Regions from separate parts of the Homo sapiens genome. Here regions 1, 2 and 4 are each linked to region 3. The links are chromatin contacts, found by Hi-C or POLR2A ChIA-PET in ENCODE. All regions are on one chromosome and are shown on one strand. The core of a region is the stretch at or near the end of the contact, and the rest is flanking DNA. Distances in the headings are between cores, read along the strand shown.

Region 1 (3,041 bases), core at 529-3,028, 1.6 Mb before region 3:
TACTGATTTTAAAATTTAAGACTGGTTTTGTTAAAAATCTCAAAGTAGGCTGGGCACCGTGGCTCACGCCTGTAATCTCAGCACTTTGGGAGGCCAAGGCAGGCGGATCATGAGGTCAGGAGTTCCAGACCAGCCTGGCCAATATAGTGAAACCCCGTCTCTACTAAAAATACAAAAAATAGCCGGGTGTGGTGGTGCGCGCCTGTAGTCCCAGCTACCTGGGAGGCTGAGGCAGAAGAATCGCTTGAACCCGGGCGGCGGAGGTTGCAGTGAGCCGAGATCGCGCGACCGCACTCCAGCCTGGGTGCCTGGGTGACAGAGCAAGACTTCATCTCAAATAAAAAAAAAAAAAAAGTCCCAAAGTGGTTAACTGAAAGTACTTACTTTCAGCAAGTAAGAACTGTAAATGTTTAAGAGGACAAAACAGTTTTTCTCATTTATCACTCCCAACCAACCCATCCTAAGTCATAACAACATTCCATTTAACTCTAGGGATTCAGAATTTGAAGCATTACTTTTTTCACTGAATACTGGCATGGAACATGCTGTAACTGAACCATAAAAACCAACTACACACCTACAGAATGTCAAATGATCTGCAGGAAAAGCAGGTTACTGAATAGCAAGCAAGAGACAGCCTTTATCTATAGCCACTGTTCACTTTTGGTTAATTTTAACATCCAGATGTAGCAGGCTACAACTTTCACAGTATCTACTTCGTCTGACGTGTCATTCCTGAAAGTGGCCATTAGCTTTGTACACTGGACAGAAATGCAAATAATCAAAAACCAAATTGGCAGGACACAAATTTGCCACGAGGTTTATCATCAACCCAAATGCATACTTCTAACCTTTTCCCCCATTTCCCTCAAAAGTACACTCTGTAATAGGTTCTTCATGTCTGAGAAACATAAGGAATATCCATTAACTACACAGGCTTTGGGGAAGGTGGCTTTCAGTAATAATCTTTGTAAGATGCAAACAAAAAGGAAGAAAGAAAAATGAAATGTTTGACCTCCCGAGCACTGTGTTTAGCAACTTTTCTGTTTAATCAAACTTTTTGTGAATCATTATTCAACCTATCAATGTCTTCCTTCGCTGAAATAGTACCTGAAAAAGACAGGATGTGCTGAAGGCACTTTGAGATGTTTCAGGAACTGTTTCAGTTTGCCCAACATCCTCGATGCAAACTCGGGACTAGGGCCACCCACTTTCCCTCAGCTGCGGCTTTTGGGGTAACCACTACCTCTTCTAAAATCTGATCAGTGGAAACCATACCTTTCTTCACAGCTAGAACTCCCCTTTATTCCCCTCCCCGCCCTCCTAGGTGAGAACCAGGCCCGCCCAGGGCCCGGAGGCAGCCCAGGGGGTGCCGCCCAAGCCCAGATTCCGGGGGTGTAACCGGGGTACACGTGTCTCCGGAATCTCCCCTCCCACCCTTTGGCGGGACACCACCTACTCTTCGCTTTGCTTAGGTGCAGGGAGTGGTCGGCGACCGATACCCGGGATGCCTCTCCCGGGTACACTTGTCCACCCGCGTAGAAGTGGCACTCCTCTTCGCGAGTCCGGGGCCTCTCCTCTGTCTCCCAGCCCTGCACAGCTCCAGCCGGCAGCAGGAACAGCAGTAGCGGCAGCAGAAGCAGCCTTCGGTGGCGGCCGTGGTCCGGAGTTGTCGCGGCTAGCAGCGGCAGCGCCTCCATGACCACGCGAGCGCAGAAACACGTCCCTTGGCGCGAGCGCCGCTTCTGCCGCCGCCGGGCAGCTACAACCGCGTGCACGACGCCCGCGCGAACCGGGGCGCGGCCTCGCGAGACCAGCTCCTCCCCCTACCCCCCCTATCTGCTCCCCGCCCCGCCACGTGGGCGCCGGCCGCACCTCCCCCATCCCAAGCCTGCATTTGCGCCTGCGTCCCGCGGCTGACCAGGACCGGGAGCGTTGCCCAACTCTGTGAAGGCAGCGACAAGGTCTCCTGACCTCCGCGCTGTTTTAGACATCTTTCCACGTCCATCTCTTCCACAAAGCCTCACCACTGCACACAAGCCCCTCACAAGCGGAATCTAACCTATATGCTTGTGAATGGCTTGCATTTTATACTTCTAATAAGCTTTTTAAAAAGTCACTTAACGTTTTTAAAAATTATATTTACTTGACAAATCATAATTGTATACATTCGTGGGATGCAATGTGATTTTTTGAAATATGTATCCAATGTGGGATGATTACATCACATTAACTTATCCATCGCCTTGTTTACCTATGACTTTTATGGTGAGACATTTCAAATTTACTCTTATTCATTTTGAAATATACATTATTATTGACTGTATTTACCCTGCTGCTTACCAGAGGTTGGGAAGTAGGGAAGGCGAGGCGAGAGGGAAGGAATGGGGAGTTAGTTGTTGGTCAGAGGTTACCAAGTTCCAGATAGACAGGAATAAGTTTCAAGATCTAATAGACATTTACTAATTTTTTTTCTTGAAGTGATTTGTGTGAACGGGGCCATGATCTGCACTACTTGCAGCTCTTTTAAGTCCTGGAAAAACTTAGGGAGGGTAGGTCTAACCATTTACTTTCCTCCAGCATGCAAGGGCGTACAGGCAGTTTTTAGTGACCTAATCTATTGTTTCAAAGACAGCTTTTTTTTTTTTTAATTTAAATGAAGACTTGAAAAGTTACCAGAAAACTCTCCCAGCAGTGTTGTTCCTTTTTCTGACAATTACCCCATCACCCAACCCCTGGCCTTTTCCCTGCCCTCCCCACCCATCTCCCCGCCGTGGGCACCGCCCCGCTTGCCGCTGCAACCTGCCGTGTGCGTCTGCGCACTGGGGGCAGGCCCAGGCCACCGAGCGTCCACCAACTGGACTAAGACCACCTTGTGTCGTCACTTGTGACCGATCTTCTGCACTCCCACCCTCAGCACTGTTTTAGACCCTGTTCATCCTTCTGGGCCCATCTTGTACACAAAACTTCGCAGGTGACTGGCCTCGCGCCCTCAGCACTGTTGTAGGCCTTCTCATCCTTCACACCTATTTCTTCCACAA
Region 2 (2,918 bases), core at 105-2,604, 1.4 Mb before region 3:
AGTTAAAGGAATATCCAGATGGTAACATTTTGTTTTTAAATACAGTAATTTAAAATGTAATGCAATATTTTAAATTGAGGAGCATAGCTAAATTTTTTATATCACCAGTAATGATTCTGAAAGGGTTATTTACCCTCTATTAATCCCAAGGCAAATAAATAGCATATCCCATTATTCTGGGATGATATGGGCTTGTAGTTCAGAGTAGAGGTTCTGGATTCAGATTTTCTGGGTTTGAATGCCCACTCTGTAAATGTTCTTTAACAGAAAAAAGTTTAGGGGTTTTGTGGAGCAGGCAATTGTCATAAATAGAGCTTTATAGAATCTTAGGGATTTGATCACTGAATATATCTTTATATGTTTCTTGCCCAATTCAGAAAAAAATCAAACAAAAAACTATGATCTTAGGTTGTTTTATTTGGGTCCTTCAGGCTGTGAACTCTTAAGATTTTTAGTGTTCATTGGGTACAGCTATAACTATTGCTTGATTGTTCTTTATGGTATTGAGAGAAGAGAGACAGACCCTCTCATGTTGTTTTATATTGTTTTATACTCAGAAAAGGAAAGAGAAGCAAAACTAAAAGGCAGGTAGTCTGGCGCCTGGGAACCAGACCCGAAACCAAGGAACCAGGCCCGAAACCAGGCCTGGGCCTGCCTGACCTGAGCCTGGTAGTTAAAATTTGACCCCTGACCTAGCAACTGATTTTATCTATAGATTGTAGAAAGACATTGTGAAACTTCCCGGTCTGTTCTGTTTCACTCTGACCACCGGTGCATGCAGCCCCTGTCATGTACTCGCTGCTTGCTCAATGGATCACGACCCTCTCACGTGGACCCCCTTAGAGTTGTTAGCCCTTAAAAGGGACGGGAATTGCTCACTCGAAGATCTCAGCTCTTGATAGAGGAGTCTTGCCGATGCTCCCGGCCAAATAAACCTCTTCCTTCTTTAACTCGATATCTGAGGAGTTTTGTCTGCGGCTTGTCCTGCTACAGTATATATTGTAGTTAGTATAATAAAACTGGAATAGTGCTGAATGTCAGATGAGGGAGGCATTAACCCCACAGAACTACATAGAACATGTTTTCCAACAGAAGGTGGTTATGACTGGAAGAAGCTATGGAAGAAGCATGTTAGGAAGGCAAAAATTATAGCTACCACAGTTTCCTACAGGTATATCCAAGTAGAATGATAAGCTGGAGGGGACCTTCAAGATCTAGACTGAAACCACTTTTGCAAAAATAATAACAGTGAGAAAGTTATGATAGTTCATAGGTCTGATCTAACCAATTCCATCCTGCTTCTAACCTTCAAGCTGCCCTTGTTCATTCCTGGGCACAGGCCAAACTAACTTTGAGAGGAATGTAGTTTATAGTTTAACTTTGATGATAACAGCCCTTTCGCAAAACAAACTCCCTTCTTGCCTGGGGACCAGATTGCCTTTGTAAGACTAACAAATTAGCCACAAGATTTGCAACTTCCCCAATTACTCCTGCAGATAATATCACTATTGTAGAACCTAAGACTGGCCTTTTGAGATATCTTTTCAGGTTTTTCCATTTCTGACCACCGATGGCTCCACCTGGGCCTGCCAGCTGTTCCTGTGGCCCCCATCCAGGAACTGACTCAGCTCAAGAGGACTTCCTGTGATATAATCTCTGACCCAACCAGTCAGAACTCACCACTCCCTTGCCCCCTACCGTCAAACTATGCTTGAAAAACCCTAGTATCTGAGATTAGGAAACTGATTTGAGTAATAATAAAACTCTGGTCTCCCATTCAGTCGGCTCTGCATGAATTAAATTCTTTCTCTATTGCAATTCCTGTGTCTTGATAAATCAGCTCTATTTGGGCAGTGGGCAAAATGAATCCACTGGACAGTTACAAAACCAGTGGGTCACCACCCTGGCTGCAGCTTAGAATCACCTGAGGAGCATTAAGGATGGTCCTTGCTTCAGATGTATCCCAGGGATTTTTGAATGGGGTAGGGCCCAGGCATTAGAAGTTTTAAAAAGATCTCCAGGAATTCTAAGGTGCAGTCAGGATTAAAGACCACTGATATAAACCTATTACAACTTCTCTGAAATGTAGAGACACTAAAACAGCTTGTCCAAGACTATGCAGCTAATACATGGTGGAGCTGGCTCCAGTCCCGGTGCTTTTTCTAATATTCCATGCCTCCTGATTCATTAACTTCTCAAATTTTATCTCCCTCTCCACCTTCCCCATACACAGTCCTACATTTTGACAGGACAAAGCATACAATCTTCTTCTGGGAGTGAAATGGGTGTGTTTTGCCTCCAAGAGGTAAGTTACTTCTTATGGACACACACTTTTCCTCCAAGGGGAGCATATTTTATTTCCCCTACTTCATAGCACCATAGGGGTTTCACAGAGATGTTAAGCAGCAGGAATTCTTTGGGGGATAAAGAAGGCATTGTATTAAAAGGGCATGACAGATCTTTGGAAATACAAAGAGAAAACGAGGTTAGGAGCCTCCTGCATCTTTGAAATTTTAGTTTAAAAATGAATTCTAAGGTCTTGGGGTTTTTCTAGAACATATGACATTTCTGAGATAAAGGTCTTTTTAAAAAATCTACGTTGCAGGACATGTAGGCTTTTTTGAGTTTTAAAGAGCAGTATTACAGAAATATTTGTGAGAAACTGGTAAGGTTTATATGGAGAATGTATACAATTTTTTAAATAAGTTTTTTCCCTTTTTAAAATTAAACAGTATTTCCAACATATAAAAAGAAGAAATATAATGAATATCTGTGTATCTACCTCCAGCTTTTTCCAATCATAACATTTTAATATAATATACTGAAGGAGTGCAGGGATCTTCATCCCCCAATATGGCTCCCTGCTAAAATGAGTAATTTGAATTAAAGGCTCTTAGAGACCAACAGACACTGGAAGA
Region 3 (2,816 bases), core at 130-2,629:
TCATGAAACAAATTAAGGGGAAAAAAATCTCTCTCCCTGTACCATAAGATCAGACATACAAAATTCCTGCTTTCTTCCTTTGCATTTACCCAATGCAAGGCAAACAAATTTGCAATATATACATTTTCATCAAAATAATAATACAAATGGAAGAAAAATTAAAACATCCATGTACCCTGGAGAGGTACTGAATTTCTTCAGTGACATACTATGTCCTTAGACACACTAAAGCCTAGCTATTGAATGTGTGGTCCCCAAACCAGCAGCATGGGCATCGCCTGAGAACTTTCTGGAACTACATAAAGAAAACGTGGTACACATACCACGGAATACTATGCAGCCATAAAAAAGAATGAGATCATCCTTTGCAGGAACATAGATGGAGCTGGAGGCCATTATTCTCAACAAACTAATGCAGGAACAGAAAACCAAATACTGCATGCTCTCACTTATAAATGCGAGCTAAATAATGAGAGAACACATGGACAGAAAGAGGGGAACAACAGATACTGGGGCCTACTTGAGGGTGGAGGGTGGGAAGAGGGGAGAGGTTCAGAAAAAAAACAAACATCAGGTACTATGCTTAGTGTCTAGTGACTAAATAATCTGTACACCAAACCCCCAAGTCACAAGTTTACCTACGTAACAAACCTGCATAGGTACCCCTAAACCTATAATAAAAGTTAAAATATTTTTAAACAGTTATGTCTAAGTCAGGCTAAAAGAACTTCAATGAACACAAAATAAAATTCCAAGTGATAAAAAAGCGTCATGTAATAGCTTACTCTTTCTTAGCTCATGTGAAACAATGGTGCATCTTACAGTTGACAATATTTTTGATTTGATGAAATATGGTATTCATTTTGGTAAGGCTGTGGAAGACACTGCAGTGTTTGCATATTCTCTGGCTTAATTTGAAGTCAAATAAACATAACTAACAAAATTGACTATAACTAAATAGCTACCACTTCAGAAGAACTAGTATTTCCATTCTGGAAAGTAATAAATATGTCAGAAATACTGAAGCTATATTTGGATTTAAATGAAAGAAGCCAATATAGAAATTATTCCAAATGAATCCAAAAGCATTTTAAGGACAACTGAACCTCCGGGTGAGATGAGACATTTTAATTCTTCAGTATTGGGTTTCATATCCAGGGTTCAGGGGCAGAATCAAAAATTTGGTCCAGTGGGAAGGTGGACGCGACGCTTCTGGTGAGGGCAGCTTTGTGAACGTCCTGAGACACAGCGGGCTATGCAGCCTTCAGACCTCAGGCGAAACACAATTGCCTCCTTTCTTCACCCAGCACCTCCCACGCATTCCCCACTAGACTTGTCTCATTCTGGCAGCCACCTGCAGCTTTCAAACCCCAACTTCCTCTTCTCCACAGCTCAGAGATTCCAGGCTGACACCAACACCTTTGACCTCAATTAAAAGAGTAGAATTTTATGTCTGAATTTACTTTCACTGGTATGTATCCAGACCAATGTGTAAATCAGCAAGAGAAAGAAAATCTCTTTTCTTATATTATTCTGGAGACTTGGTCAACATGTTGGGAAATGTAAATGGAGAGAAATTAATAAATTAGTTGGGCATTGCTTGGCATTCATTAATGTCAACTAGCAAAGCATACTGCCAGAGCAGTCATTCTGAATGGTTCTCATCTCAGAAAACTCACAGAAACTTCTCTAATGTACAAAGGCTACAGTTTTCTACTCAGTTAGTTTGGGCACTGCCTGGTCGGGAGGGAGGTCGTTAAAAATCCTCACATCTAGCCAGGTGCAGTGGCTCACGCCTGTAATCCCAGCACTTTAGGAGGCCAAGGTAGGCGGATCACTTGAGGTCAGGGGTTCGAGACCAGCCTGTCCAACATGGTGAAACCCCGTCTTTACTAAAAATACAAAAATTAGCCAGGCATGGTGGCACACACCTGTAATCCCAGCTACTCGGGAGGTTGAGGGACGAGAATCGCTTGAACCTGGGAGGCAGAGGTTGCAGTGAGCCGAGATCACACCACTGCACTACAGCCTGGGCAACAGAGCAAGACTCTGTCTCAAAAAACAAGCAAACAAACAAACAAAAATCCTAACACCCAAGCAGCACCCCAGATCAATTCCATGAGAATCTCTGAGAATGGGCCTCAGGCATCTGTGTTTTATAAGCTCCCTAGTAATTCCACTGCACAGCAAGGGTTGAGAACCACCACTCTAGAATTGTACTTTTCAGTAGTCCCACGAGGCTACTGGGTATTGCAATGTGGCTGGTCCAAATGGAGAAGGGTTGCAAGTTTAAGATATGCACCACATTTGAAAGACTTAGTAAGAAAGAAAAAAGAGAAAATGCCTCATGGGTAAGTTTTCTACATTGATTACATGTAGAAATAACAGTATTTTGGATATATTGGGGTAGATAAAATATATCATCCCAACTGCTGACACGTTTACTTTTTAAAGTGTGGCTCCTAGAAAACATAAAATCACATGTGACTTGCATTTGTGACTCACATTATATTTCTATCGGACAATACTACTCTGGAAGGTATCTTTATAGGTCTCTAATTGTGTGAATATGGGTAAATTACTTAACCTGTTGTTATGGTTTGGCTCTGTCTCCACCCAAATCTCATCTCAAATTCTAATCCCCGCATGGGTGGTTCAGTGGCAGAATTCTCAAATTGTAATCCCCATAATCCCCACGTGTTGAGGGAAGAACGTCATGGGAGGTGATTAGATCATGGGGGCATTCTTCCCCCATGCTGTTCTCGTGATAGTGAATGAGTTCTCAAGAGATTTGATGGTTTTATAAGGCAGTTTGC
Region 4 (2,800 bases), core at 20-2,519, 1.5 Mb after region 3:
TTACAATTCTCCCTGCTGATACCAGGAGTTTTAATCAAATAAACCAAGTATATCTGTGTACCAAATGTCATCTGTGTACCATGTTCGTGCACAGGACCTAACCAGGTGCTGTTTGTGCTGTCACTGGGTATTTGAAGCCACTGTTTCCTGTGTGTAATCAATAATCGACACTAAAGCTCTGACAAAATGACCATTTTTAGAGTGCCATTAGCTGTCTCCCTGGATATGGCTGTAAATGTAACATAAGTACGTTCTTTATTGCATCAATTTCTTATTGCAGTCATGTTTATCTTCCTGAAGTAAAGCGCTCTGGGAGAAACTGAGTGGGTGGGTATTTTGGCTTGTTTTTCTGCTAAAGGATGATTCTGATGATCTTTTACTATTACCTGAAATTTGCGTGCTATTGCAGAAGCATCCTTCTCAAGGGAAGAACACGGGTACAGTGGAGCTAAAGTGCTTTTTCTGTTGTGTGTACAAATTAGGCAAGAGGTTTATAAACTTGCTTCTTACAGAAAAGTCACCCTGATAATTTTCTTTGTAGTATTTCTGAATATCCTAACCCCTAATTAATCAACATAGACCACCTTTTGCTTGTTTCACATGGAGCACAGAGCTTTCAAATTAGAGCACTGGGAGAAAATTGTTTTTTTTTTTTTTTGGTATATATAAAATTCTAATTGCCATCAGAAGCAAGGTAGCTATATAATTGCCAAAGCCAAAACAATATGTTTCTGAAGATACTTTAATTAGAGTTTGCTTCACATTTTATCTTCTTATGAAATTGAAAATACCAACCACAAAAACTCTGTGGAGAGAGCTTTCTCTGCATTTTGTTGCGTGCTTCAGTAAAGATTCTTGTATATCAGAATTGTAGATTCAATACCAAGAAACATAAACTTGTATTGTTAATTTGGGTGACCATGAGGGACACTGACTTAGTTCAACTAGGAAAAGATCATTAAAAATACTTCAAAGATTTTTATTATCCTGGGTTTCTGATTAAACAAATTATCTATAGAAAAGCCACTGCAGTTAATTTACTGGTTGGAACTTGCATGAAGTTAGGGATTTCAAGATAAACCCATCTCTGGACAAGTAAGCTACTTTCTTTTGTATTACCTAGTGTGTGAGGGTGGGAAGGGAGGGAATGCCATATGAAACCAGCTTCCTCATTGCTCTCTTATGAGTCACATTTACTTGAACACAGCTAATTTTAGTTTCAACCACTGTGACCCTCCTAGAAGTAGTAAGAACCAAATGAGTAAGCATTTGGAGGAAGTGAGTACCTTGCAACCAATGTCATCCAGAGCTCATTATTTTAACATCAACAAAGCCCTCCTCTATAATCAAATTGCCCACATTCTCAGAAATTGTATTTGTGATAAAGTGCATGATCAGCTTGAATTTTTCACCCCTCCCTGTATTACACCCTTTGTTATGTGACTTTGGAGTTTCCTCCATAAAGGCAGAGTGTATTTTGCCACTCCTTGTCTTTGAGCTAAGTTGTGTCACTTCCTTTGGTCAAACGAATGTGGTCAAAAGTGTCAGGGTGCCAGTGTGAAGTTTGCCTGCTTCTTCTTGCCATCCTGTGGCTCTGCCATCTTCTAGGAACATGCCTGGGGTGCAACCCATGAAGCTGAGCCTCCCCAGCAGAGCCCAGCCTAGATCAGCCCATCCCAGCCAACCATAGACTTGTGAGCAATAATAAGTCATTGCTGTTTTAAACCACCAACATTTGAGGTGGTTTGTGATGCAGCAGTAGTTAACTCTCATAATACTGCAACAAGTTATTGACCTGAGCTTTTCTGGGCCAGTGATCTGTAAATACATATAATTCATGGCTGGTCTAGTTTCTATAACGGAAAAGATATTATACAACTATTTTCTCAAGGATAGATTATTTATGTTGCATCAAAAAAATAATTTACCAACTACCTGTTGTGGGCTGGATGCTCTACTGGGTGCTGGTACAGGGGATGGAATATGAAGAAGTCCCGAAAGTCCCAGACATTTGTACATGGCCTTTAGAAACTGAAAAACTTGAACCATGACTGCAAAGACCATTCAAACTAGAGGCTGTAAAAACTTTCTCTTTTCAGAGTTCAGTTTCTTAAAGCCAGGTATTGTAATATCTTGATCTTTATTTGAATCCTGAATCCAGTATAGCAAGCACTCTCTCTTGCCTGATTCAGTAGAGGTTCAGGATGTTCCTCTTGTCTCAATTTTCTATGAAGGTGACTGGTTTAACCTAGGTGTATGACCCAAGGAGGAATGGCAAATTCTCATCAGCCAAGAGCCTCTCAATATGAATAGATGTTAGAGAGAGGTTGGCCTGGTATAGAGTCAGATGATGAGCTAGCAGTAGAACTTGGGGGTGTTCACCATTAAAATAGGCAGAAAGGGAGATCACTGTAGAGAACAGGGCCACTGGGCAGAGGTAGGATGGACTAGAGTATGATAATGAGGAGATCAAGGGGAAAGGAAGATGAAAGGTGGAATTTCAAGCTGGGATCTGAGGCAACAACTGGAATCATTATCAGAGGACCTGTATATTAGTTTGAGTGCTTGTTTGGATGGTTTTTAGCACCAGGTGGGGTTTATCACCTAGTTGGGACTTTCAGCTATGGTGTCTTGGGTGCTCTTTGTTCTGTAATTCTCTGTCTGCAATATCAAGAACCAGGACCATCTAGGGAGGAGAAGACTATTCCTCTAGGTCTGAAGTTGTATTTTTCTCTGCCCAAGGACTCTGATACATTCTGTAGTCATCATGGAAGCCTCATTCAGGGAGAGTTGAGTCCAT

What was found. A loop is a pair of places that touch in the nucleus more often than their neighbours do. ChIA-PET counts read pairs that join two places held with the same protein, here RNA polymerase II (POLR2A). Pooled maps may share reads with other maps.
Region 1: a map with no recorded cell type shows a loop between it and region 3 (8-fold over the local background). The contact joins the promoter of PRDX4 here to the enhancer-like site in region 3. A Hi-C loop is called at or near these places in 5 of 37 single-sample maps with no recorded cell type and 11 of 50 pooled maps. POLR2A ChIA-PET finds 5 or more read pairs at or near these places in 1 of 52 experiments (PC-3).
Region 2: a loop to region 3 is called in a pooled map, with 7 times the contacts of the local background. The contact joins two enhancer-like sites. A Hi-C loop is called at or near these places in 3 of 50 pooled maps. POLR2A ChIA-PET finds 5 or more read pairs at or near these places in 2 of 52 experiments (PC-9 and RWPE1).
Region 4: a loop to region 3 is called in a pooled map, with 11 times the contacts of the local background. The contact joins two enhancer-like sites. A Hi-C loop is called at or near these places in 3 of 37 single-sample maps with no recorded cell type and 5 of 50 pooled maps.

What each region holds. Positions count from the first base shown.
Region 1 is chrX:23,666,230-23,669,270 of GRCh38, reverse strand. PRDX4 (peroxiredoxin 4) reads right to left here and starts at 1,778. Exons shown (of 7, transcript NM_006406.2): 1 at 1,460-1,778. The coding sequence starts at 1,700. RefSeq lists silencers at 1,316-1,445, 1,796-1,975 and an enhancer at 1,725-2,019.
Region 2 is chrX:23,492,752-23,495,669 of GRCh38, reverse strand. No RefSeq gene overlaps it. Among named protein-coding and RNA genes, the nearest start is that of PTCHD1, 160 kb to the right of the region's middle. Within about 2 kb of position 1,354, at least 2 of the 41 ENCODE cell types and tissues checked have a DNase peak (open chromatin) inside an H3K27ac peak, as active enhancers do.
Region 3 is chrX:22,062,019-22,064,834 of GRCh38, reverse strand. All of the region lies in intron 3 of PHEX (phosphate regulating endopeptidase X-linked), which reads right to left. Among named protein-coding and RNA genes, the nearest start is that of PHEX, 31 kb to the right of the region's middle. Within about 2 kb of position 1,379, at least 3 of the 41 ENCODE cell types and tissues checked have a DNase peak (open chromatin) inside an H3K27ac peak, as active enhancers do.
Region 4 is chrX:20,514,785-20,517,584 of GRCh38, reverse strand. No RefSeq gene overlaps it. Among named protein-coding and RNA genes, the nearest start is that of RPS6KA3, 250 kb to the right of the region's middle. RefSeq lists a silencer at 1,083-1,232 and an enhancer at 2,450-2,800. Within about 2 kb of position 1,269, at least 6 of the 41 ENCODE cell types and tissues checked have a DNase peak (open chromatin) inside an H3K27ac peak, as active enhancers do.